2 separate regions of the Mus musculus genome follow, and region 2 is linked to region 1. Evidence: chromatin loops called from intact Hi-C (ENCODE). Cell type or tissue: heart. All regions are shown on one strand. Each heading gives the region's core, and the rest is flanking DNA. Links, peaks and the distances in the headings are about the cores only. Region 1 has its middle 41 kb from the start of Gm34633. Region 2 overlaps Ric8b (RIC8 guanine nucleotide exchange factor B).

Region 1 (2,915 bases), core at 297-2,796:
TTTACTACAAACGGCTTTGGCTATCCTGTATTGTCTGACTGTCTGTAGGCATAAGTGCTAATTATTTTCTTATTTTAAAATTATCTTTCTGTAAAAAGCAATCGGCTTTTAGGCTTACAGTTTTAGTCTAAAAGAAGGACAGTTTGTATAGTACCTGGTCACAGCTGCATAAACGTTTTCTTTAAAACTTCACACTCTTTGCTTCTTTAAAACTGAGGGTAGGGGGTTGTTAGGAAACAGTGTGTCAACAGTTTCTTTCTTACAAAAAAAAAAAAATCGGTTGGATTGCCTGTTGTATAGGCAGTGTCTTTTGTTTAAAAAAAAAAAAAAGTTTTAACTCCACAGTGGAAAAACTAACATTGTCACTAGGATATGACGAAACCATGGAGAAGAACTAGAGATCTCGAGGCTCGGCAGAATGGCCGGCGGCATCTGGTCCCAGGCCCTTTCTCAACAGCCTTGTATGCCCTATTCAGAACGATTGTTGGCATGATGTAGACAAATTGACGCAAATTAGTTTAGCACGGGCTAGGCAAAGTTTAAGCTTGTTGAGCAACACACGTGGACCACATAGCAACAGCTCCCAACCCTGTGCACAAGTGCTGGATGCGAAGTTGGCCAGGACCCTGCTCAGCCAGAATGAAAGCGAATTGCAAATCACTGGTCAGGCCTCGGAAAGAAGACAAGGGGAGGGGGCAGGAAGCTGGCAGTGGAGACCGGAGCCCCCACACTGACCCTGAAGGCCCGGGTACAGAAAAAAATGTCTCCTGAAAGTGCCGCTGGCTATGCCTAACCCCCTCTCCCCCCAGCCTCCGGTTATTTCACAGCCACAAATCCTCAAAGGACTGGCCCCAAAGATTAAGGGGATTCCGCCACTTTCCTCTTTACTTTGGATTCAGATATTTCAAGACAATTCCTTTGGGGCTAGTGTCACACAGACCACCTAGAGGGACTTTCTAATTGTATTTACAGTAATTTAATTACACCAGGGACAGCTTCAGAAGGCAGGATTTACCAAGATCGATACTGTGGGTGCCGCTGGTAGGGTTTCGGATCTGTTAAATCAACAGGAAGAAGAAGGGGGGGGCACTTCAGAGCGTAGAAACCTTTGTAGATTTCCTTTTGGGGAGCACGGCTGGGTGGGTGGGTGATGGAGACGTTTGCCTGGGGTCAACAGCGTTCACGCTTTTGTTCACATTACTCTAGATTCTGTGCGTGAATTCTGCCCGCCTGCTCCCCACCCCCGCTTGCACCGCAGACAGGGCACCAGAAGTCAGCCTGCATTTAGTTCAACTATCTCTGGGTCTTGGGACTTGGTGAGCAGTTTCTCTCCAGCAGCAGAACTGAGTGGGAAACAGAAAGACACTTATTTGCATCCTCCTTCTTTTGAATTGTCATTTTCCAAACAAACAAACAAACAAAAACAAAACAAAACAAAAAGCTTTTACACAAAACATTAAAAAAATTTCCAATGTACCTATATGTAAAAAAAAAAATGCCGTAAATATTAAATCATTAAAAAGCAGGTGATCTGCATGCAATTCTGCTTTTAGATTGTTTGAGTAACTGGTCAGGTAAACTTGATGGCTGCTGCCTTTCCTTCTGGAGGGGTCTCGGCCTTCCCTTTTGAAATGGGAGGGAAGAGCCTGCCTTGATCCGGAGCTGGTCGGGGACTAAAAGCAGCACGCGCTTCTACTGCCCTCTAGCAGTCTGCCTGGGTTTATTAGCATCTAGATCTTTCTGAGGCACTCCAAGCGGGTCTCGGTGGAGGGGTGACAGCAGGAACACTAACTTCACTGGATATGTGCACATCTTCTAAGCTCTTAAATACATTCCGAGCAACGGGAATAAATATACAAACAAACACTTATGCGCTGAAAAAAAGTAGTCACGAAGATAATATACAGGGCATGATAGTTGAGGAGCGAATGGGAACCCTAGGGAGGAAAGAGAGGGAACGACCATGGTCAAAGCACAGGATACATGCACCTATACCTTAATAAAATCAGTATTGGGTAGAACGAATAAGAAACACGTTAAAAAAGAATGCTAGGGAACATTAAGAAGAATAGTTAAATAATCATATGCAATTTGACCTGGAACTATTTCTTTTTTTAAAATTAAACTATTTTATTTATTTACATTCCAAATGTTGCCCCCGCTTCCTGGTCTCCCCTCCCGAGTTCTTCACCCTCCTCTTTGCCTCTGAGAGAGTACTCTTCCACCCACCCACACCCTCCCTCACCCACACCTCCCCTTCCCCCATGATCCCCCTTCCTTAGGGCATCAAGTCTCTACAGGATTAGGCACATCCTCTCCCACTGAGGCCAGACAAGGCAGTCCTCTGCTACATATGTGCAGGGGGCTTGGACCAGCCCGTGTATGCTCTTTGGTTGGTGGTTTAGTCTCTGGGAGCTCCCAGGTGTCTGGGTTAGTTGGCACTGTTGGTCTTCCTATGGGGTTGCCCTCCCCTTCAGCTCCTTCAGTCCTTCCCCTAACTCTTTCTTAGGGGTCCCCGACCTCAGGACTTGGAACTATTTCTATCATGAACGAATGAATAAATGGTTTGGATTTGAGATCATAATAAGATAGTGAGGCTATGTTGCTGCTTTTGTCAAATAGAGAATGTTTTAAAAGTGGGGCAGGAAAGGAGATCTGCACACTGAGGGCCATCAATGTTTACTGTATAAGTCTATGAGGTGAGCCCTCCCCTCCCCCAATGAAATCTCCATTCAAAGTAGCAAGTATCTTCAGCTGTGTTTTACATCTGCTCGAGCAGCAGAATTCAAATTAAATGTGATGTTATGTGCACAGACTTCTCTCCCTGCATCTTTCCCCAGCTCTGTCCTGACAAAGGGATAGGTTGTGCTCTTTGTTTTTATGTCACCCGCAGGTTTCCATACATTAAAGGTATT
Region 2 (2,915 bases), core at 304-2,803, 76 kb before region 1:
CCCCACAGCTGGTAAGCCTTCTGCGTATCAGGAGGGGCTGGGAGCCTGAGCTGGGGGGGTGGGGTGTCACAGCACAGTGATTAATGGTCTCTGGGAACTGGAAAGGAGAGTAATATACACAGCATTTCTACCCCCTGGAGTAGGAATGCAAACACCATTGTGCAAACCTGTGCATTGGCACCGACTTCTGGAAGCTGGAGAATCTCATGTACTCTTCTACCACAAATAAAACTGTCAGAGAATGACAGAGCTCAGAAGGCTGACCTTCCTGCTTAAAAAGAATAGCTCGAACACAGCGAGCCAGAAAATTAATTTTGTAGCTGTTTGAGAACTGAGTTCAATAGGTAATGAGAAGAAAAGCCTTAAACATCCAAATATTTGTTGATTCCAGCTCTACATTTGGCTTCCTAGATATGCTGAATTTCTAAACATTCCTCCTGGAAGTGGATGTAAAGGAGAACCAGCCCTTTGTAATAGAGCGACTCTCAAACTCTTCAGCCTGGTCTGGGATAGATGCAGAGGGTCACACTGCTGATGCTTTCCAGAGATGGCCGTCTTGTGTTTAGGGGGAAATCATAGCATTTTGGAATGGCTTGTACCGGTTTAGAGAGTAATTCTTAGGTAAAGTTCTTCCTCTCTCTTCTCCCGAGTGACTCTGGTTCCTAATAATAATAGTTTCCAAATGCTTAAGTGAGAAGCAAGCCATTTTAAAGTATAAATTAGGTACCCTGGAAGCTTGCAAGAAAAGAAATCTAAAGTTTGTGTGGAAAGTGTTGTACTTTAATTGCCTTTGAGAGTCATAAATGACAGGACAGAGAGTGTGTGGCACTGACAGCAGCTTCAGTGAGGACAACCGTAACTTAGGCTTTACCAGCGACCATGTGTTCATAACAACAGTTCACTTGTTTCCTGACCCACAGTTCATACCACTCTTTATTGTCACTCATTTTCTGTACTGTCTAATTTATAACGGATTTTCAGAAATGATTTTTTAAAATTTTTTCCATAATATAAAGAGAATAAAATATTGATTCATGGGAAATAAAACCATGCTTCAAATTGTTTTTCTTTTTGTTTTATTTTTTAGAATGTCACTATGAATTACGTTTAAATTGCTATGATCTGAATTAAGACAGCATCGGCTGGATTAAGCCCTGACTTTGGTTTCCAGGCGGTTATACTTTTAAACTACATTTGCAAGGGTTTATTTTTAGTCAGGATGTGGTTATTTTTAGACGTGCTTCTGTGTCACTAGGAAATGTAATGCCTGTCTTTCCATTGTTGTTTACCAGGAAGTCCTGGGGTACAGGCTATTAAATCAGCTCACATAGGAACACTGCCTCTCCTGGCAGATAAAACTGTGAAACGGTATGTGGAGAAAGATCTCCTTTGCAAACATGCCTCGGTCTGAATCTCTACTACCATTTTATCCTCTTGAATACTGGGCGCTAGGACAAGGTTTTTAGGGAATGCCAAAATACAAGGTTTGGGTCCCCTGCTGGTGTGCATCCCAGGCTCCTATACAATCCAGGGAAGTCACAAGGCCTGGGACAGAGATGGGACAGTAGTGTGAGAGCCAACGGTGAGAGAGGAAAGGGGGCACTGTGCTTTCCCTTGAAATATAAAAAATTGTATTTTGTACATTAGAAAAAAAACCCAAGTCTTGATACTGTAGTGTTTCTCTTTAATGTTGTTGCCTGTGATAAGCTGCTTATCACATTGCTTCTCAAGTGCTTGGTGCTGTAATCGGAGGGACAATAAACAGCACTGGACCCACAAAAGCAGCTCAGGCCCTGACGAGCATGCAGAGCCACCATTGTCACAGTAGATTAAAGAGCTGGCATTACAGCTGCCTGATTCCTGTTCAGTGTTTCAGAAGGTGGCGTGCTGTCCTGTCATTGTGTCTGTCCGTTTACCATTGCTCCTTTTTACTTTGTCGTGGGTATGGTTAAGACAGGTCTTTCTTTTCTTTTAGTAAATGCCAAGTCATATTAATGGCTCAGTTTGAAAAAGAAAAATTTTAATTGACTCCTAAAAGTCACCTCTGAACTTTGTATTATGTTTGCATTTTAAAAGCCTATTCACTCAAATTAAAATAATTGTATTTTCAAATTGCCTTTCAGTAATGCCGTCAACCTTTTAAGCAATGTTCCAGTCTCTTGTTTGGATGTTCTCATTTGTCCATTAACCCATGAAGAAACAGCCCAAGAGGCAGCAACTCTAGATGAACTGCCCAGTGATAAAACAACGGAGAAAGACACAGCTTTGAAAAACAGTACCATGGTATACAATGGCATGAATATGGAGGCCATTCACGTTTTACTCAATTTTATGGAGAAGAGAATTGATAAGGTAAGCTGCTGGAGTGGGAAGGCGCACCTAAGCCCTATGTGCCCCGCATAGAGATGACACAGCATGAGCGCACAGCTTGTCCTTGGTGCTTGGCATGCTATATAGTTCTACTTCTCCAAGAACATTACCATGATAATGACACATTGGAAGAAACCAAGGAATTTATGTAATGTTCAAATTGTATTTTACACCAAATTTATAACTAATGTCTGAAAGTAAAGGAAAAATTAGCTGCCCTGTAAATGTCAGAAGTAAAAACTAACCTCTCCAAATGACATGTTCAAAGTATTTTGTCTTCAAATTTCTCTAGTCTGTCACTCAGTTTCTCCTGAAAGGCAGCAGTGTCACATAGATGGGTCTCAAAATCCTTTGCTTCTTTGAAGCACATTGGCTGGGCTTGTGTAAACCCTAGGAGAAAAATGTAGGAAGAAGCAGGAAAGATAAAACCACATAGTAAAATGAAGATAACTTATGGAAATATTACATAAAGTAACTTTTAAAGTCATTTGTAAACGTTGGTATCCTCCCCCCTTTCCCCTCCCTCCCCTCAAGAAAGTCTTCCT

What was found. Peaks named below come from ENCODE experiments on the same cell type or tissue, not always from the same donor. Only the 100,000 strongest peaks of a DNase experiment are listed, where the experiment ranks them.
Region 2: a loop joins it to region 1, with 2.1 times the contacts of the local background. A loop is called at or near these places in 2 of 42 quality-filtered maps.

The regions. Positions count from the first base shown.
Region 1 is chr10:85,043,820-85,046,734 of GRCm38, forward strand. No RefSeq gene overlaps it. Among named protein-coding and RNA genes, the nearest start is that of Gm34633, 41 kb to the left of the region's middle. In heart, for the core only: a CTCF peak has its summit at 1,707; DNase peaks (open chromatin) are centred at 742, 1,112 and 1,742; H3K4me3 peaks cover 1,412 bases; H3K27ac peaks cover 1,396 bases.
Region 2 is chr10:84,967,740-84,970,654 of GRCm38, forward strand. Ric8b (RIC8 guanine nucleotide exchange factor B) reads left to right here. Exons shown (of 10, transcript NM_183172.2): 5 at 2,124-2,352. It overlaps Gm34633 (a long non-coding RNA gene), which reads right to left. Exons shown (of 3, transcript XR_003948930.1): 3 at 2,633-2,760. Among named protein-coding and RNA genes, the nearest start is that of Gm34633, 35 kb to the right of the region's middle. In heart, for the core only: a CTCF peak has its summit at 1,342; no DNase peak of the experiment used is centred there; H3K4me3 peaks cover 598 bases; H3K27ac peaks cover 2,145 bases.